3 separate regions of the Mus musculus genome follow, and regions 1 and 3 are each linked to region 2. Evidence: chromatin loops called from intact Hi-C (ENCODE). Cell type or tissue: heart. All regions are shown on one strand. Links, peaks and the distances in the headings refer to the core of each region. The heading gives the core; the rest is flanking DNA. Region 1 holds the start of Nmi (N-myc (and STAT) interactor). Region 2 holds the start of Rif1 (replication timing regulatory factor 1). Region 3 holds the start of Rbm43 (RNA binding motif protein 43).

Region 1 (7,912 bases), core at 1,274-6,273, 100 kb after region 2:
ACAGAGGTGTTACAGAATATCCATCTATGTTTGTGAGATTTTCCTGTGATACCTAAGCTACAGATGTTGTATTCAGTGAGGACGAGGCAGACACTTTATATACATTATCTGGTGGAATGTGATAAGGAGTACTCAAATGCTCCAGCAGAAATTTCCCAAGGTTTTGGGGCTGGGGTTGTAGCTCAGTAGCAGAGAAATGGTTTGGAACATATAAAGACCTAGGTTTGCTCTCTAGTACTGCAAAAATAAATAAATAAATAAATAAATAAATAAATAAATAAATAAATAGTTATCTAAGATTTTAATACCTGTTTCTTGAAAAGAAATGTTTGACTATAGTAGTCTGCCAAATTCCAGGTTGAGTAAAGTAAAATTATTCTTATAATTATTCACTGTATCCCTGTATTAGTTACTGTATTCCCGGCTGGCCTAGAATTTGCTAACTAGACCAGGGTGTCCTCAAACTCACAGAGATCTGTTGGCTTCTGATTCTTGGGATTAATGGTGTGTACCACCATGTCCAGGCTAAAGTTAAAAAATTGTAACGTGTGCTTAATTTTCCCCTGCAGTACTCCTGAGACTCTCAGTAGGTTAGTGGACACTATAACTCTCTAAAAGGAAACCCAACATGTAGCATTCCCTAATCACATCTAAAGACATAGTTTATAAATGAGTTATATGTCTTAGGGTTTCATTTATGTGAAGAGACACCATGACCAAGGCAACTCTTATAAAGGACAACATTTAGTTGGGGCTGCCTTACGGTGTCAGAGGTTCAGTCCATTATCATCATGGTAGGAAGCATGGCAGTGTTCAGGCAGACATGGTGCTGGAAAAGGAGCAGTTGAGAGCTCTACATGTTGATCCAAAGGCAGCCAGAAAGAGAACGACTCTTCTTCACTGGGCAGAGCTTGATGAGCATTAGGAACCGTCAAAGCCTACCTACGCAGTGACACGCTTCCTCTGACAAGGCTACACCTCCTAATAGTAGCACTTCCCATGAGCCAAGCATATTCAAATCACCACAGCAGGTAAAAATGTTTGACGACTTAGATCCATCCCAGAGCCCAGATAAAAAAGCCAGATGCAGTGGCCCACTGATGTCTGTATTTCTTGTACTCCCACTTTTTGGTGGGAGGGAAAGATGGGAGGGGATCATCTAGAAGCTCCCGTGGCACCTGGCACCGTCCCCCTCGTCCCAACACTGACAAAAGCAAAGGATGGTTGTGTCTCAAAGTCTCCTCCCCACCCATCCCTTAGCTTCTCCTTAAGTCTACATCAGATTAGATCTTTGTGGTCATTCTTATGCCTCCTAGTATATATCTCCTTCCAAAACAAGGATAAGGACAGGATGAAAAATTTACTAAATAACTCATTTTTTGTCCAAAGACAAAAATTACAACTATTTTAGTTTAAAAACCAAGTTGACTTTTTGTGATTCTAGAATCAGAGTCTGACAAGTTGGGCAGATACTTGTTTCATAGATCAAAAAAGCAAGGGGGTGGCTGAAGAATGTACCCCCCAAAAACACCCAAGCATGCTGTTAAAAAACACATTTTTAGATTTATTTTTATTTAATGGGTTTGTGTTTTGTCTTCATGTATCTGCATCTCTAGTCTGCCCACAGAAGCCACAGAGGGCATTCATTTTCTGGAACAGAAGTGACAGCAGGCTGTGTGGAGCTGGGAATAGAACCTAGTGTCTCTGCAACAGAAACGAGTGCCTTTAATCACTAAGTGATCTCTCTAGCACCCCAAAGGCCGTTTTAAAGATCTTGTGTTGTAAAGGTTAAAGCTATTATTCTGCCGTGTAGAACTGGTTTGCTTAGGGACTTGGCTGTGACTTCTCAGCTGATTTCTCGGAACAATAACTTTCTTTTTGGCAACCTGGGATTTCAGCATAAGTGACTTCGCTTTTGCTCTGGAACTCAGTCCAAATCAATGACTTCTTATGAGTTTTAATTGACATATTCATGGTCCTGCTCAAATTCAGAAGAAAACCTAAGTAATACTCAGACCACTTCTTTCTTTCTTTTTTTAAAAATTTTTTTAATTAGGTATTTTCCTCATTTACATTTCCAATGCTATCCCAAAAGTCCCCCATACCCACCCCCCCCCACTCCCCTACCCACCCACTCCCCCCTCCTGGCCCTGGCGTTCCCCTGTACTGGGGCATATAAAGTTTGCAAGTCCAATGGGCCTCTCTTTCCAGTGATGGCCGACTAGGCCATCCTTTGATACATATGCAGCTAGAGACAAGAGCTCCGGGGTACTGCTTAGTTCATATTGTTGTTCCACCTATAGGGTTGTAGTTCCCTTTAGTTCCTTGGGTGCTTTCTCTAGTTCCTCCATTGGGGGCCCTGTGATCCATTCAATAGCTGACTGTGAGCATCCACTTCTGTGTTTGCTAGGCCCCCACTTGTTTCTTTTTTAAAATAAGTAATTTGTTTATTCACTTTATATCCCAACATCAACTCTTCCTCTCCTCCCAGTCCCACCCTCTCACATCTTCTCAGCCCTTCCCCATCTCCTTTCCGAAGGGGAAACCCACCCCTGTGTATTACGTCCGGATAGCCCCATTCCTTATCCAGTGCACCACTCACTGAGTGTTTGTTCTTTCTAATTGGGCTGACAACTCAAAAGAAACCCTTAACCTGTTTTAAAAGACAGGGTCTTACTATGTGGCTCTGGTGTCACTGAAAAGTAGGTCCTATCACTGCCTTCACCACCCCCACCCCCCTCCCCGTGTCCACATCCTACCCAGACAAGGTCTCTCTGTGTAGCCTTAGCTGTTCTGGAACTCTGGCCTTCAACCTTCAACTCACAGAGATCCTGCTACCAACTAGGGGCCCCATCACTTTTTTTTTTTTTTTTTTTTAAGACAGGGTTTCTCTGCATAGCCCTGGCTGTCCTGGAACTCACTCTTAAGACCAGGCTGGCCTCGAACTCAGAAATTCACCTGACTCTGCCTCCCAAGTGCTGAGATTAAAGGCGTGCGCCACCACTGCCCGGCTCCATCACTGTTCTTGATGGAAAGAATTTTGCTTCTGCCAAGTGCATCATTTTATTCCGAGCCGTTAGTTAGTATGCACAGATATAGAGCGCCACCATGTAGAAGGGAGGCCCTGATAGCTCTTTGCTGTCTTCCACAGCTCTGTGCTCATGTGCTGCCTAGCTGTGGAGTAACCAGTTCTTGATGTAGGATTAGGGAACACTGCCGTTCTTGACGGAAGCCAGCTATTTTTCTAGCAAAGGAAAAGTTCACATCTAGCGATGTGTTTGTTTACAAAATCTTCACAACAAAAACAAAGCTTAGAAGAAAACTTTCAAGGGTCATAAAATCCAACCCAGGAAGCAGCTTTCTCAGCTTCCTGGTTTATCTTGTGCTTGTGTCAAACTTTATAACCGTCTAAAAAGTTACAGAGAGAGGATTTGCATAGAGAGCTCTGGTTTCCATCCAGCTTTTCAACAGCGTGTTCCGCATAATGCACATAAATAAGCTTTTCTAAGCAGGTCTCGGAGTTACTGCCAATAATAAGAGACAGCAGCAATGGCGCCCTGGACGAAGTCCTCAGGGCATGGAGCAGAAGCATCCTGTTTCTAATAACCGAAAGTGAAAGTAAGGCCTGGGACTGAGCGCTGCTCGTCGCTGAAGCCAGGTTAGTGTTTTCGAGGTAGAGTTCAGTTCTAAGGCACCGGCTTCCGGGAGCTGCGCAGCGAGCGGGTGAGTGCTTGATCCATCCTCGGTCCGCCGCGTCCCTGCGGTCCCACCACCCGCGCTCAGGGATGCTCCACCCGGCGCGCGGTGGGCGGCGGCTTCCAGCGCCGCGACTCGGGGTCTGGGTCCCCAGTGCGCTGCCTGGAGACTCGCCCGCTCCAGGCGCTCCGGCCATGGGTTGCTTCCCTTCCTGGGAAAAGGAAACTTACAGTCATTGGGACTGGCTCCAGAAGGTTCTTAGAAAAATGGATTTCTCAGGAAGACTATTATTTGTATTTCTTTGGCAGGTGCTGAGTTCTGTAGTCCTGCCTCACTTTTTCAGAATATGTAAGTTGTTGTTGTTGTTGTTGTTGTTGTTGTTGTTGTTGTTGTTGTTGTTGTTTTTGGAAGGAGATGTTGAAAGGAGAATATTCAATGTAAGTTCTAGCGGGCACTGGTTTGGGTTAAGAGGACTCCTGCTCCAAAGGCACCCGAGCTACCTTGTGTGCCCCGAAGGAAACTTCCTGTGTCCTGTCCAGCCAGGAGAGAGGGAAAGCAGCAGGTTCCACTGGGCCAGAGAATGAAATCACCTCTCCTTTACTCCCCACAAAAAGCTCTTGAACATTCACCAATCAGTTATTCTGTTCCGGTCTCCCCGGCCCTGACTTGCAGAGAACTTAACTGTGAACCAATCAGTTCAGTTTCTGCATTTTCAGCTTTCTTCTCTGCCTATAAAGCAAACTTCTGCATAGCAGTGAAAACATTTGAGGCAACTGCTTTCTATTTACATTGTGCTGGCTTTGAACTCTTGATCCTCCTGTTACAGACCTGTGCCACTACACTCAGACAGACCACTTACTCGATTTATTCAATCAAGTGTGCCCTGATTGTAAAAGAAATTCAATTAGGATCTTTTAATTGTTAACATTGTATCCATCTTTTGACTTGTTTCTGGTCTATACAACATGGATACATTATAATTTCTTCCTTCCTTCCTTTCTTTTAATTTAATGTATATGAGTACTCTGTAGCTCTCTTCAGACACACCAGAAGAGGGTATCGGATCCCATTACAGGTGGTTGTGAACCACCATGTGGTTGCTGGGAATTGAACTCAGGACCTCTGGAAGAGCAGTCAGTGCTCTTAACCGCCGAGTCATCTCTCCAGCCCATTTTCTTCCTTCTTTATGCTGCCAGGAACTCTGTGTACCCGCCCCCCGCACCCCCCCCCCGATATAAGTATCCCTAGGAAAATGAGATGATTTTTTTTTAAGTTTACTGCCATAATAAATTACATGGCCTTGGTGGCTTATGCATACATGTGTGTGCATGTACACACTTTTCAATTTAAAAATACTTACTTTTAGTACTATTTTAAAATTAGATTGTGTGTGCCCGTGTGTGCCTGTGTGTGCCTGTGTGTATCCGTGTGTGCCCGTGTGTGTCTGTGTGTGTCTGTGTGTCAGTTGTAGGCATCTGCGGCTCTCCCTGGATAAAGTAAAAGGGCTAGCAGAGCTGTCTTCTGTTCTGGGAGCTCTCTCGGGATGAACTCATTCCGTCTCCATTTCCAAAGTTAGGACCAGCATTGCTTCTCTGATCATGTTTCTGTGTTCAGTCTAACTCTGGTGTTATCCCCTTCTTACTCTAGAGGGCCTTCTGGATCATGTTAAGTTTTCACACACAATGCAGGATGATCTGCATATTGTGTGTGTGTGTGTGTGTGTGTGTGTGCACTCGCGCAGGCTAGCACGTGCATATGTGTACATACCTGAGCATGCACCTGTGGAGGCCAGAGGTGGAAGGCTGGATATTGTCTTCTCTTTTGCTCCACCTTAATTTCTGAGTCAGGCTCTCTCAATGGACCTGGACTTTGGCTAGACTGAGAGTGACTTTCAGGACACCTTCGAACCTTGCCCAGGATGGGAAGTACCAGTGCTTACCCAGCAAGCTCTTTACCCTGGAGCCATCTCTCCAGGTTCCACCTCTGTATTTTACAATCAGCATCCTGAATTCAGTTTGCAGCCTTAAATCTTCTCTGCAGTGTAATCTAATGTTTTCACAAGTTCTTGGGACTAGAACATGGATGTCTTTGAAGGTGTCATTTTTCTGCTTACTATAAGATTGCTTGAAAGGGAAGAATTACCACATATTCCACACAGTGTGAAAGGGAAAATATTTAGATGAGAAATATGATGAACACATTCTGGGGGCGCTATGTAATAGACCACTTACAGCAAGAGATTTTAAGAATATTGGTGTTTTGGGCTGGAGAGATGGCACAGAGGTAAGAGCACTGACTGCTCTTCCAGAGGTCCTGAGTTCAGTTCCCAGCAACCACATGGCGGCTCATAACCATCTGTAATGGGATCCGATGCCCTCTTCTGGTGAGTCTGAAGACAGTGACAGTGTACTCATATATAAAAATATATCAAAATAAATAAATGAATCTTAAAAAAAAACAAAATGAATCTAAAAAATGTTTAAAAGAAGAATATTGGTGTTTTAATAACAATATTTAAAAACAATTATAAATGTTATAATTTCTTTCTTAAGAAATGTAATAAGAGGAATTAATATCTATATGAACATGAATATATTTTCCTGGGAAGAAAAAATATCCAATATAAAATGCACAGTGTAACGTGCACAGTTCTTGGTTGCATAGGTTCCTGTCATAAATGTGAGCAGGCGTGCCTGCCTGTAATCCCAGTCTTTAGAAATTTGTTGATTATTCAAAGAAAATGACACATGTAATCAAAGTGCCTTGTAAGCAATAAAGAAGAACTAATGTCCTCTGGGAAGGTCAGAAAAAGCTTTAGGAACTTTCTGGAGGTTTGCTATGATCCTTGAAGAACCAAAGGATTTCATTTGGTGGAGGTTGAGGCAGCGAAGGACCCTTGAACAGATCTTTGTGAGTTAAGGATCTGCTTAATTAAGGCTGAGGGTTCAGTTGTGGTTAGACTGTTAGATCTTAGATGCATGCATATGTTTATGTAATTTTAAAGAATGCATCTAAAATTATCTTACATTTATAGAAAAGTTGCATGTCATATAAAATGATATTTCTCTCTGGATTATTTGAGAGTAGATTTTCAAGCTAATGAGCTTGATCCAGCAATACTTCAGTGTATAGTTCTTACTAAAAGGGTGTTGGGTGGAAGTTCCTGTTTGAGTATATCACAGTCTGAAAAAAATCAAGAAATTAATTTGTGATATTCACTAACATCTAATCATTTTACCATTTGTCCCAATATGAGCTTCATAGATTACAATAATTGTGTTTCTGTAGTTTCCTTTAACCTGGAAATTTTCCCATCTTTCTTGAAAAAAAATTCACTTAAATAAAAAAATCAAAACAGACAAATTATAGCCTAGACAGCGTCTGACTCTAAGTTTGTCTGCGACCTCTTCCTGATTTTGTTCAGACTGTGCATACTTGGTCACGGCGTCTCGTCAGCTTAGTCCAGCCTATCAGGGGCCATTTAGCCTATTATTTATTTTGAGGATCTAATTTTGATCCCTTATGCTGGGTTTCCTGCACTGTGAAATTACTCTTGTTTAAAATTTATTTTGAATTAGTTTTCAGTTCACATACAAAGAAAGGGTTTGCTCTATGGCATTTTCACATGTGTGCTACTGCTCTCTCGCTGCTTTGGCTGGCCTCCTGTGTCCCTCTTGTTGAGTCCCTCTTCTCCAAATACTCTCCCCTCTACTTTCATAATATATGTATATATGTTAACATAATACACATATACATATATACACATATTCATATATGTACATGTATGTATATATACACATATATGTATATATGTTTTTGTGTGTATATGTATATATATATGTACTCACACACACACACACACAGTCCGGGTCTGACATGGCTGTGTAAGGCAAGGGGTGACACAGCTTCTGCCTCTGGAGCATCTCTAGGCCATTGATCCTTACAATCTCCACATGTGCTGATGACTGCTGTTGGCTTGAAACTGATCTACTGTCCCTTCTATTTGACTTTCAAACTCTCTTTCTGAGGAATGAACGTTCCCCATTACTCAGAGCTAATGATGTCATAATAAATGAAACAGATGTGGTTCTCAGGAATGAGGGATGGAAGCCGTCATGAGGCTCTGAAGGATGAGGAGCAGGCCTTCTGCTTAGCCTTTAGGGCCATGGGAAAGGATCAGGACAATGTTTTAACCACAGAGTCCATAAAAGCCTAC
Region 2 (5,000 bases), core at 1-5,000:
TGTTCCAAAAAGCAAAATTAGCAAAAATTAATGTAAATAAAAATAAATAACACGTACTGTGGGGTATGTCAGTGCCAGCCTATAATCCCAATTGGAAGGCAGAGACAGGATTGTCACCTAGCTAAGCTACCTGGTTCCCAAACTGGAAAAAATCCCTCTGCCCCAAACAAACAAACAAACAAAAAAGCATGAATATGAATACTGTCTATCGAAAGGGAAGACTAAGATAGTTGCCATTTTAGGACAAATTACTCAGACCTTCCAAAACACAGATCTTATTGTTTTAATAAGACATAAGCTTTGAACTGACAACCCTAGACACTTTAGACTTTAGGCAAATGAACCGATTTCCTAACCTGCAAAGTGGGGCTTTAAAGAGCAGACTTGGTCTATGGATGTAGCTTAGTGGTACATACATGAACTGAAGTGAGAGGACACATAAGGTAACTGAGAGCACCTGATGAACCATATATAATCACTTGAGATAATAATCTCATCAATATAACTGATGATATTTTGTATTCAGGGCATTAACAATGCACTGGATAATGATGCTCCATCCACAGTGAAAAACCATTTTATCAGAAAGCTAGTCAGAGTTGCTCCTGGAATCCCAGATTTGGAAGGCTAAGAAAAGATTTCAAAGGGCTCAGTCTAGTGGGTTCAGACTGAGGCAGTGCGAAGTCATTAAGAAAGGAACACAGACCTTTAAAACCGTGTACAGCCGAGAAAGGTTTTTCTCGATTTCTGCAATGACTTCTTTTCCTTCTTCTCCAGTCATACGACTTTAAAGGAAATAGAACATAAGCTTAGTCGAAAGCATAAACAAACAAACAAAAAGTTATTGCCATCACTTTAAGGATTACTTTCAGGGCTGGAGAGATGATCCAGGGTAAGAACACAGAGAGGCTCTGGCAGAAGACTGGTGTTCAATCCCAGCACCCCTATCGTGGCTCACAACCACCTGTAACTCCAGTTCCAGAGCCATCCAACACCTGGAGCCGCAGGCACTCTAACTCGTAACTGGCTTTTTGTTTTAAGTTTTTAAAGACGACTTTCAAGCCCTTGGAATTAACCTCTTTCTTTAAAAAGTTTAAAGGTATAGAGAAAAAATGTTTTAAGTTAGACCACATATAAGCGGTAACTTGCCTCAAAGCTTTTTGGCCTCGAAAACGTATTTTTTCTTTTCTTTTTTTGTAATTTTTACATGAGAAAAGAAAGTGGGAATCCCTTTCCCTAATCATGTTTTCTAACTCAGAAAATACGAAAGTTTAACAAAATTCAGAAATTTTTCTAAAGCCTTTCAAATAAGTCAAAACGGGGTTCCTGGCTCTGCTTTTTTTTTTTTTTTTTTTAAGCCAATTCTGGGGCCGGTTTGCTGACTCGCGCACCTGTAATCTCAACCACTCCGGCAGAACCACAAGTTCGAGGCCGGGGTCGGGGGATGAGCACTGGAGCGAGCCTGAGCCAAAGACCCTAACTAAACCCACTAACTCCGGATCGCCAACTTTCCCACGGCGTCCGAGGTTCGCAGGGCAAAGCCCTGCTCTCCAAACGCCTCTCGACTCCAAACTTTTCTTTAAAGGCTTTCCCGTCTGCGGGCCAGACAAAAAAATACAGAACCGCTCGTCCCCGAAGAAGCCCTCGGACGCCGCCGCTGCGCCCCGCAACGTCACTCGGCAGGCAATGGCCCGGTGCACCCCGAACTACCCGCGTCCGCCGGGTCCCCACGGCTGCCCCGGCTCCCGCCCCGGGCTCGTCCCCCCGGCCCGCCTCACCTGGTCAGAGTTAGGTAGGCGTCCGTCTGCTCTCCCGGAGGCACCGAGGGGTCTTCCCAAGTCTCCAGAAGCGGCTCCAGGGGGCTGCGACCTGGGGCCGTCATGTCGGCCGCCACCCTGCAGCGAGGCCGGAAGACACCCAGTAACCGGTGGCACGGCCCGCGCGGCGCCCTCACCTGCACGCCGGGCCGCGCGCTCGCAGGCCGGCCTCCCGCCTGCCCGGCTCCCGCCGCCGCTTCCCAGGCAGCACGGCCGCGAGGGGGCAGAGGCGGCGCCGGCCGGGCCGAGCCGAGCCTCCCGCTCCTCACCCCCCACGCGGGAAGTCCGCTCCGCAGCTCGCCGCCCCGGGGCCCGCCGTCCGCTCCCGGCTCGCGCTTATTTACTCACGCGTGCAGCCCGCTCCTCCACGACCAAGATGGCGGCGGGGGGCGGGCCCAGCGGCGCGCGGGAGCCGGGCAGGCCTGGCGGGAGAGGCTCGAGCCAATCCAACGGGCGGTGGCGCGCCGGGCTGCTCGATGGCCTGCTGCCCGCCCCCGCCCCCGCCCCCGCCCCCGGAGCACCTCGGGGGGTGTGTATCGCCTCCAGCCCGGGGCTAGAGATGGGTGATGTAAATTAGTGCCCCACTCCACCTGACTCCAGCTACTTGCTCAGCCGACCAAGTTTGCAAAACTCCAGTGCTTCCCAAAGGAGCCCACAAAACCATTTGATTGAGAGTGAATGGCAGGCTGTTGGGCTTGTTTTGTTGTTGTTTGCTGCTGCTGCTGTTGTTGGGTTTTTGTTTTCTAGAGGTCCACTTGCTAAACCTAGCTCTCTGCCTCTAAGCCCCAGCCCAATGAGTAAGTCGGAGGTGCCTCAAAAGCCACGCATTCAAGCTTTGGTCTGTGACCTTAGGAAATTGACTTCATCTCAGCTTCTGAGAGTGGGGACTAGTGGCAGCACATTTCTTAGCGGGGGGGAGGGGGGGAGTGTTGCTAAAGGAGACCCATGGCGTGCATAACAAAGGCCTGGAAATGGGCGGTATTGATTTGCAGATTTCAAAATACCGCCCTTCAGCCTTGAGATTCCTCAGAGGCAACTGCCTAGAATTGGTTTACTTCCATTGGACCCCAGGTGTAGAGGGGTGACGGTGGCCCTGGGATACACAGGTGCGGCAGAAACGACAGTAAACCCTTAAACAACGTGGTAATCATTGAAATCGTTTCACGTGCCTCTCAGCACTCTCCACAACCCGCAAGATTGTTTCAACTTTAAGCACAGAAGGTCAGGGAAGCAGGACCTAGTGGCCCACGCCTTTACTCCCAACACTTAAACTGGCTAGGCAGACAGATAAAAGAGTTCCAGGACAATCAGAGCTACATAATGAAACCCTGTCTTTAAAAAAAAAAAAAAAAAAAAAAAGTAAAAATAACAACAAAGAATAATAGGGCCACCCAGAGCCAGGCTCTACTAGCGAATTTGCCTGGCACACTGAAGCCCTAGGTTCCAACCTCCAGTCTGCCGCTTGTTCTCAACAACCCACCAGCACCTAACTTTTCCCTGTGAGAAGCCCATATTTTAAATCCCCCTTTTCAAGAATTATGGGTCAGTTAAGCCCGGTAGTACACACCTGTTTCCCGGCACTCAGAAGGCTGAGGTAGAAGACAGCTCCGGTTCCAGCTCTCACTGACTTACAAAGCAGGCCCGTCACAAAAGTCAAAGCAAATATTGACAAGCCTTCAGCTTCATTCAGTGGGAGTGGGGAAATCCGTGGAATCTTTCCGTCCTTTACCCCACCACCACCCACATTCCTTCCATTGAGATTTAAATTCTCCTGACCCCGGGTGCTCAAACACAGAGATCCTCCAACCTCCCGCGTCTGGGGATTAAAGGTGTGCACCACCACACCCAGCTCTAGATCTCCTAAAATGACTTAAGTTTCTGCTGGTTGGTCCAAGGTACTGGGAGCAACAAGTGTTGCTTTTGTAAAATCGTTGAGCTCCACATGCAATTTTACTAGGCTAATGAGTTCTCTGCTCTTTGGTGTTTTCTATCTCATAGAAAAGGGTGAAAGATTAGAATCAAAACAAATTCCCTTACCCACACAGACTACCTGCAAAATTTCTAGAAAATTTAATCAACACAAATCTGTAATCCCAACACAAGTCTGAGGCAGTAGGATTGATGTGAGTTCCAGGACAACCTGGGCTACATAATGAGAACCAGGCCAGTCAGAGCTACATAGCCAGACTTTTTTTTTTCCCTCTTCAAAACGAGGCAGATGTGGTGCTGCATGCCTTTCATCCCAGCACTTAGAAGGAAGAAGCAGGAGGATCTCTGACTCTGAGATTAAAGCCAGCCTGATATACATAGGAAGTTTCCAGAGACTCAGAACTACATAGAAAGACTAATTTAAAAAATAAACAGGCAGCCGGGCGTGGTGGCGTACGCTTTTAATCCCAGCACTTGGGAGGCTGAAGCAGGCAGATTTCTAAATTCGAGGCCAGCCTGGTCTACAAAGTGAGTTCCAGGACAGCCAGGGCTATACAGAGAAACCCTGTCTCGAACAACCAAAAATAAATAAATAAGCAGGCTTGGTGTTACACACCTTTAGTCCCAGCACTCTGGAGGGAGAAACAGGCAGTTCTGCATGAGTTCAAGGTCAGCAGAGTCTACTGACTGAGTTCCAGGACAGCCAGGACTACACAAACCCTGGCTTGAAAAACCAATAAAATGTTTTAAAAAATTATATATACACATAAAATTAAATATTAATAAAATTTAACATATATCAGGAAGAGTCAGAGCCAGGCATAGTGGAGTTCCATGCCTAGAATCTCAGCACTTGGGAGAAAGATCAAGAATCCATCCTCCAGCCGGGCGTGGTGGCGCACACCTTTAATCCCAGCACTTGGTAGGCAGAGGCAGGTGGATTTCTGAGTTCGAGGCCAGCCTGGTCTACAAAGTGAGTTCCAGTACAGCCAGAGCTATACAGAGAAACCCTGTCTCGAAAAACAAACAAACAAACAAACAAACAAAAAAGAATCCATCCTCTAGGGCTGGACAGATGGCTCAGGTGTTAAGAGCACTGATTGCTCTTCCAGAGGTCCTGAGTTCAATTCCCAGCAACCACATGGTGGCTCACAACCACCTGTAAAGAGATCCATGCCCTCTTCAGGTGTGTCTGAAAGACAGCTATAGTATACTCATATACATAAATAATTTTAAAAAAAAGAATTCATCTTC
Region 3 (7,912 bases), core at 1,152-6,151, 140 kb after region 2:
AGAAAATGACATTCTTGTAGAGACCAAAGACCAAAGCACACAAATCTGCCCAGGGATGGATTGTGGGTGATGTTCTCAATGTGGATATTGTAGAAAAAGGAGAGAGGGGTGCTACTAAGCTGAGAGACACCACTGTGTCTTGGTAGTTGAGGCCCTGAAGAACTCGCAGAATCTGAAAACTCCAATCTCTCTAAAGACAATGATGTCCACTTGTATGTTGGCAGGATGTCCTTTAACAGAGAAGGCAGGAAGCCCAAGACCAAAGCCCCTAAGAGTTGGCGTCTTGTTACGCCACATGACCTACCACACAAAAGTTCATGAAGCTCTGAAGAAACAGGGCAGCAAAAACAAAGAGCAGGCTGCAGACTACACTAAACTTTTGTCTGCAAATGAAGGAAGCTGAGGACTTCTACTTAAGTGTCGAGTCCACTCAAAAATAACTCTTAAAGGGTAATAAATAAATAAATAAATAAATAAATAATCAGACTTGGAAAAAAGAAAATTTCCCTTTTTCTATTCCCAAGTATGTTAGGGAGAGGGGAAACTTCTTACAGTGTCATCTTGTGATTCTTTTTTTTTTTTTTGCCAACATGAATGCAGTTTATGAAAATGTCAAACATTGTTTCAATATTTTAAAACTTTAGAAAGGGTCTTTATGATCGTATATTAAGTTTAGTTTTGCCAATTTGTATTGTGGATTGCTCTGGTGCTGCTTGTATTTTGATGCTAATTCTGCTTCCCCAAGAGGGGCTGCCTGGGACAAGGAGTGAATCAAATACTCAGGTAACGTTTTGTGAGCTTTCTGCCCATTTTAACTTGCAAAATAAAGGCTAGAGCAGGTGATTGGCAGTGGAAGGGAAGGTGGAGCTAAAAAGTTTTAGGGAGAAGGAGGAGAGGGAGAGAAGAGAGGATGATGGAGGAGGAGGAGTTGGAAGGAAAATGGAGCAAAAGCAGGAGGTTTAGGGAACCCACAAGTTATAAGGGATCTCACAGCTGGAGAATAGAGTAGTGCAGTGGGAGATCTGCCCAACCTAGGCCTGCAGCTTATATTCATACTAATTGAGTTGTGTTTTCTTTGCACGGGGTTATTTGGGTTGGGAATTTACCACGACACATTTGACACAATGTAGCTAGAATCGCCTAGAAAACGTTTCAGTGAGGGATTGTCTAGGCTACTGCATCTCTGTGGTTATAATAGTGGTGGCGCTGTTCTCTGAGCAAGGGATCCTGGGTCGCATAAGTTGCATAAGAGAGGAGGAATCAAGCTAAGCAGTTGTTAGTCCATTGCTTTCTGCTCCTGTCTGTGGGTGTGGTGCCATTGGTTGTCTCAAGTTCCTGCCATCCTGCAGATGAAACTGTGAGCCAGGAGAAACCCTTTCTCCATTAACCTGATTATGTCCAGGGATTTGATTGCAGCAAAAGGAAAGGAAGACACCATGCTGTATCAAGAACATAAATGTGGGGGTGTAAGCAAGCTGATAGAGTAGGAAGCAGGGAGTCAGGAGGATAGTGCTGGCCTCTCGTGCACAGGCACTGGCTTCAATCCAAAACATAGGGGAAAAAAGTGTTCTTTCTGTTTGCTCTCATTACACTTTATTAGACATTCAAATTGGCATAGTGGGGATGTGTCAGCATGGTGGCATCAGCTTGAAATCCTAGCACTTTGAAGGCCGAGACAGGAAGATCTGGAGATAAACTATAAATTGAGGAACTATATAATTACATGGAGAGGAGACCTATCTCATTCTGTCCTAAAATCTTCATAGCTGTGAAGTACCATCAAGTATGTAAGTAGGTCCTTTCATTGGTGAGCTGAGTGGACTCCTCACTACAAGCAGCATATATTCATTTCTGTCCGGCCTCTTGGGGTCACTCATGCACTAGTGTTGGAAGGGAACTTCCAAGAGTAGAGCTGCTAAGTTTGAGGATAATTGCACATTTACACGCTTGCATGTCTTTGTATTTTGATAATGCTAGAACAGGAAGACCTTTACCTTAGTCACGGTAAAGGTCACGGCTACCAATCCTACTGAAAAGAAGAAGAGCATCAGAACAGCATACTAATTTTATTAATAGCTTATCACCATTGAATGTGACACAGAGGTCATCCGAGAGAAACAGCCAGAGGCCCGAAAAATACAGTTTTTATGCTCAAGGTAGATAAAGATTGGACAGCTTTGGGAACTGTGACTGGACAGAAGTTCGCTTTCTTGTTCTGGTTTGCTCTCTATTGCTGGATAAACTCCATGACCCAAAGCACCCTGGGAAGGTCAAGGTCTATTTTGGTTTATAGGTTACAGCAGCGCAAGCCAGGAACCTGAAGCAGGAGCCTGGCGGAACTGCTGCTGACCACTTCCTGTCTGCTCACTTTCACCTGCCTAAGGATGGTACCGCCCACAGGAGGCTCACCTCTTCTGCATAAATTAGCAATCAAGAAAATGCCACACTCCAATAGCGGCAGTACACCCCTTTAATTCTAGCCAAGGCAGGCAGATATCCCTGTGTTCGAGGCTAACCTGGTATACAGAGCAAGTTCCAGGACAGCCAGAGTTACACAGAGAAATCCTATCTCGAAAAACCAAAAAATGAAAAAAGGACAGAAAATGCCACAGACATGCCTACAGTACAGAGGTAGTTTCTCAGTTGAAGGTCCTCTTCCCAAATTAATCAAGTTGACAGTCAAGATTAGCCATCCCAGCCTGTCTGGATTCATCTTTGCTCTGTGCAGCATTCCTTAATGCGGGAATGGGACTTCCCTCAGAGAGAGGGGAGTATGTTTCATAGCTTGTTTGGGACGAGAGGTGTCTATTTTATATGACCCAACGTTGGGGAAGAAGAATCCTGTTTTCTGTGACTGGCTTAGGGTCAACAAAAATGCAGGAGAGAGTCAGGAAGGGGTCAGAGGGACTTGGCTTCAGGAATAGGGCAAGCTAAAGTGCTTATGTGGGGAGCTGTATTCTGAGTCCCTGAGAGATGTCCAAATCTTTAGAAATGTTTGCATCTAAACTGGTTTGTGGGATCTGCTAATTTGAGCACACCGGTTGAAAATTGGTATCTCCCAATTTCAGTTTCTATTTCTTTACAAGGGAGTTCGTGCTCTGCTTTTGCCTTTATATTTCTTTGATTTTACTGGGCTAGATTTCTTGTGTCCCAGGCTCCAGGGCCATTCGGCCAAGTGATTGAGTTTTGTGGGCAGCAGGGTACCTTCTTCATGTGCTCTGCGTTCCACCGGTGATGAGCCTGGGCGGACCCTGCTGGCGGGAAGGAAGTGTCGGGGATCGGGTTTGAGAATGCGCTGGAGAGACGGGGCAAAGCCTAGGAATGAGTTTGGAGAGAAGCCCAGATGCCCCTGGGGCATCTTGCACAGGTACCTCAAAGGCGCCAAGGGACCGACCCAGCCGGGCTCCGCCCTTCCAAACTGAGTCTCCAAGGAAACGGAACTGGAAAGCGAAAGCGGAACCCGTTCACCTCCAGTTTAGCGCTCCCGCTGCTCGAACATCTCCGAGGCCTGGCAAGTCGCTTTTCCCCGGGTTGCAGTGCAGGAAGGCGCGCCGAGGGTCCCGGAGCACGTGTCCTGCGCGGTCGCGCGCCCCGAAGTGGCCGTCACGGGCGCAGCAGGTCTGGCTCCCACGCGTGGGGATACGGCCTCTTTTCTCACCCGCCCCTGCTCAATAGGCAGGGACTCACGGGTTTTGTCCGGAAGGTGGTTTGGGCGGGACTGCGGTTAGGAGTGGGGGCGAGGACAGTGACCCAGAAATGGAGGCTAACTACTGGAAGGAGCCAGTAAGAAGTGTCTGAGCTGAAGGCACTGGCTTGCTGTCCCTCTCTCCGTCAGAGCTAGGCCTTTGACCAGGGACCCGGGGTTTTGCCTAGATGACTGTGTTTTGGAGCTGTTACAGTGAGTGCGTGAGTTTCTATATATATTTTACCTGATTTTGTGTGTGTGTGTGTGTGTGTGTGTGTGTGTGTGTGTGTGTGTGTGTGTGTGTGTGTGTGTTTTACTTGGTGAGAGTCAAGGTATAGTGCATGAAAATAAACTATTGAGAAAACAAATAGAAAACAAAACAGCAAATGAAATATTTCTTCTTAGTGCCACACTTAAGAAGAAAGTGTTACTTTACACCACTGTCAGTCTGTCTGTCTGTCTCCCTCTCTCTCCCTCTTTTTCTCCTTCCTTCCTTCCTTTCTGACATCAAGGCCAGAGCTTCTTAAAGCAGAGCATGGAAACTGTAAAATGGCACCACACCTCTGCTGAAATTCCCGTATTTCATAGTCTTTGAGTGGATTGTTTTTCTTCTTCACTGTGCACAGAGGAAGACAGGTCATTCTCTGCTTATAACGGGTCTCAGGAGAAGGCATGTAGCCACATGTCCTCAGACTTAAGTGAGTTAGTGAAGAAAGGATGTGCAGGACGTTGACGAGACCACGGAATGAAGTGAGGTCTTGCAGAACAAGGTGATTCTAAAGATAACGTGTGCGTAGACACTTGAATTAAGAAACGCATTAGTGCTGATGAGGTGTGGAGCTCTCCTGAGCTTAAATGGATATTTGTCTTTGATATTGATGAATGGCTGGAAGGTCTGTAGTTCATGAGCCACTTACCAAGGAGGCTGGCGTGGGCTGTCAGGGAACTGTGCTGCAGAGATAAAAGCCAGGAAGTCACACAGGCTGGAAGTCTGAAAAGTTCCTCTTGTAAGGGAAATTGCATTAAGTGTCTGAGGACTAGACTGAGGTATATTTTCATCTTTTCACTATACCATCTAGAAGACAAATAGTTTACTTCCATTAAAGTGTCTTTTTTGTCATATACCCAGTAAGTTTTAACTTTTTACAGTTTTGAGAATTTTATCTTCAGGAGGTCTCCCTTTGCCTTGTATTCGACCAACATGAGCCATGCCCCCCCCCCCTCCCCACATCCCTGCCCCAGCTTTGTGTGCTGAAAACAACTTCCCCCTGTTCCTCTCCCCTCCCTCCTCCCCCCTCCCCGCCCCTCCTCCTCCCTCCCCCTCTTTTTGGTTTGGTTGTCCAAGACGGTGTTTCTCTATGTAGCCTTGGCTGTCGTGGAACTAGCTTTATAGAGCATTGTGACCTCACACTCATGGAGATCCACCTGCCTCTGCCTCCCAGTGCTGGGATCTAAGGTGTGCACTGCCACTGCTCAGCCTGAAAACTTCTTTTTTCTTGATATTTTGTTGTCTCAACTCCAGTTCTGCCCCAGCCTTCAAGGCCTCTCATTCACAGAGCCTTTCGTGCTTTAGCCAGAATTAATCTTGCTTCTTAATCCTGGATGGCCTTTACTGTAGTCTTACAGGATTTTATTGTGGGTGGTATGTGTTCGAAATGAGATGCTCTGTTTCCTTCTGTAGAGCAATATGGTTTTTATGCAAACCGAGCTCCTCTGAAATGACGTAAGTGACCTTCTTATCCTTGAGCTAGAAGTCCCCACTGGATGAATTGTCAAGCCCCTTGAATGCTGCAGGGCAGAAAGACAACACCGCACATTTTTATTCGTTAAATTAATTTTATCGTATTTTATGTGTGTGTTTTGCCTCCATGTATGTATGTACATCACATGCGTGCCTGGTGTCTTCAAAAGCCAGAAGAGGGTGTCAGACTCCCTTGAACTGGAGTTACAGGCTGTTGTGAGCCACCAGGTTGGTGTAGGGAATGGAACCCAGGTTCTCTGTAGGAGTAGCAAGGCCTCTTAACCCCTGAGCCATTTTCCCAGCTCTGTACAGTACATGTTTTGAAGAGGACAGAATTTCAGGGCAACAGATTTCTTTCTGCTTGCCACTTGTGCCCAATGTGTTGTCGGATGTGGAATGTTTTGTTCAATGAATACAGTTTTTGTAATGCCTTAAGTGATAGGATGTGTGTGTTGAGAATGTCATACATACATAAGTAAACTTAAAAATGACCTCATTAGATAGGATCTGTGTGCCATCTCATCGTCTTGACTCAGCAACCGGGTGAAAGGCAGAGATTCTGAGACCGTGCATCTTCTGGACCATCACCACCACTGGCTTAGTCATTTTCTGAATCCCGCTATGGTAAGTGAGGAGGAATGACTGCTTTCTTCCATTTTCAACTTTGGGAGCTGTGCTGTAATCTTGCTTAAGTTTTTCTTCAGGTTGTTTTTGTACCTTCTATAACGTACTTAACCTGTGTATCAGGTTACATAATTGTCTGTAATGTAACTGTGTCATTATCCCTTTAATTTCTATTAACACTGGCTTTAATCCTACATTGACCGCATTGAGTATTTTCATTTTCTTTGTAGCCACTTTGAGTTTTTGTGAAGACTTGGCACGTTTAGTCTAAAAGTTAAAATTCAACAGTGGTGCATCCTAAGGAGCATATACGTTTCCAGCAGGGTCTAATTGCTAATTGCTGGCTAAAGATGTTTCCCCCCTTTTGGACTTAAGTCATGTGTAATTTTTCTTTGTCACATAAAGGGAAATATTTCTAGTGATGCTTAAAGGTATCTTTTCTGTTTGTGCTTTCCCCCTTTACTTAAGATTTAGTGCACTCTAGCGGGGCGTGGTGGCACACGCCTTTAATCCCAGCACTCGGGAGGCAGAGGCAGGCAGATTTCTGAGTTCGAGGCCAGCCTGGTCTACAAAGTGAGTTCCAGGATAGCCAGGGCTACACAGAAAAACCCTGTCTCGAAAAACCAAAAGAGAAAAAAAAAAAAAGAAAGAAAAGATTTTGTTCACTCATGATCTTTAGGCTGGGGTCTCTTCATATGCCAGAAAAGAATCAGCAGTGCTCATGCGTGCCCAGGCTAACTAGAGTCTCCAGAGAGTTTATGTATGTATGTATGTATGTATGTATGTATGTATGTATGTATGTATGTATGTATCTTAAGAAAAAAGATCCTTACTTTCCACTGAGGTCTGAATCAGCGTCTGACACTATGGCGCTTGTGTGCTCAAGCCCGTGTGTGCGTCTAAGCTGGGGCTAGACTGTGCTCAGAGCAAACTGGAGAGATTATTTTACTGGTAGCCATCCATGACCTGTTGTGCGTGTTCCTCTTTTTCACGCCCAAGGTTCTGCTGTTCAGACTGTCTCCTTTACCCCACAATTCCCCTTTCCTTATTCTACAGTTGTTTCTTCTGTCTCATCCTTACATACATCTGTGTATATTTTTGTCTCCCTGAAAACGGTTGAAGTCTGTCCCAGTGAACTGATTTTAATCTTTTACTTTCATTTTTAAGGCTGTCAGGGTGAAAGGAACACTGTGTGTGTTTACATAGACACACTTCATTTGCTGTCCTTCTGGGACGCTAGAAGTAGGCTTCTTTCTCAGACAGATCTTATTTGAAGTAGTCCTTGCATTGAGAGCCCAAAGCTCCTTTGCGGTTTGTTAACCATCAGTCCAGCTCGGGAGGTGCAGTCCTTCCTCAGCTAGTTAAGATGGATTATGTCTGAATTTCGCTGCAATTGGTCCTGACTAACTGCACACATCTTGGGTGAGGCTGAGGCTGTGTGGATTCACATTCCTGAGGTGGGAGACAAATGAAGGTGTTAAGTAGAAGTGGATTTAAATGAAGGATCTTCACTGTGTACTCCACAGTGAGAGAGCATGTCCCTCTGTGATTCACTGTTTCTTCAGATCCCTGGTGGAAAGTGGGGGTTAGTTTATGCAGCCACCACATTATTACAAGACTTCCCATTGATTCTGACCATAAGAGGAGCACCTTTCTCACTGGCTTATTGTGAGTGCCGGACTCTCCAGCAAGAAAGACGCCACAACAGGATCCTTCTGCACACGTTTATTGGGAGAGCTTGATTGCAGAGGCGAAAAGACCCCGAGCCCCAGAACTGGCGCTGCTTATATAGGCCTAGGAGGGGCGTGTCCACACCCGATTGGTTAAGCTTTCAGTGCCTCATTTGCATGCCTTGGGCCAGG

What was found. Peaks named below come from ENCODE experiments on the same cell type or tissue, not always from the same donor. Only the 100,000 strongest peaks of a DNase experiment are listed, where the experiment ranks them.
Region 1: a loop joins it to region 2, with 4 times the contacts of the local background. A loop is called at or near these places in 15 of 42 quality-filtered maps.
Region 3: a loop joins it to region 2, with 4 times the contacts of the local background. A loop is called at or near these places in 14 of 42 quality-filtered maps.

The regions. Positions count from the first base shown.
Region 1 is chr2:51,968,720-51,976,631 of GRCm38, reverse strand. Nmi (N-myc (and STAT) interactor) reads left to right here and starts at 3,424. Exons shown (of 9, transcript NM_001141949.1): 1 at 3,424-3,723; 2 at 4,005-4,044. In heart, for the core only: a CTCF peak has its summit at 6,078 (motif pointing left); DNase peaks (open chromatin) are centred at 3,711 and 4,281; H3K4me3 peaks cover 1,337 bases; H3K27ac peaks cover 1,389 bases.
Region 2 is chr2:52,070,032-52,075,031 of GRCm38, reverse strand. It overlaps Rif1 (replication timing regulatory factor 1), which reads right to left and starts at 2,195. Exons shown (of 36, transcript NM_001355415.1): 1 at 2,166-2,195; 2 at 1,779-1,895; 3 at 707-785. The coding sequence starts at 1,882. In heart, for the core only: a CTCF peak has its summit at 2,055 (motif pointing right); a DNase peak (open chromatin) is centred at 2,201; H3K4me3 peaks cover 2,590 bases; H3K27ac peaks cover 1,663 bases.
Region 3 is chr2:51,930,538-51,938,449 of GRCm38, reverse strand. Rbm43 (RNA binding motif protein 43) reads left to right here and starts at 3,287. Exons shown (of 5, transcript NM_001141981.2): 1 at 3,287-3,618; 2 at 5,927-6,050. The coding sequence starts at 6,048. It also overlaps the pseudogene Gm13495. In heart, for the core only: a CTCF peak has its summit at 3,588; a DNase peak (open chromatin) is centred at 3,549; H3K4me3 peaks cover 2,333 bases; H3K27ac peaks cover 1,333 bases.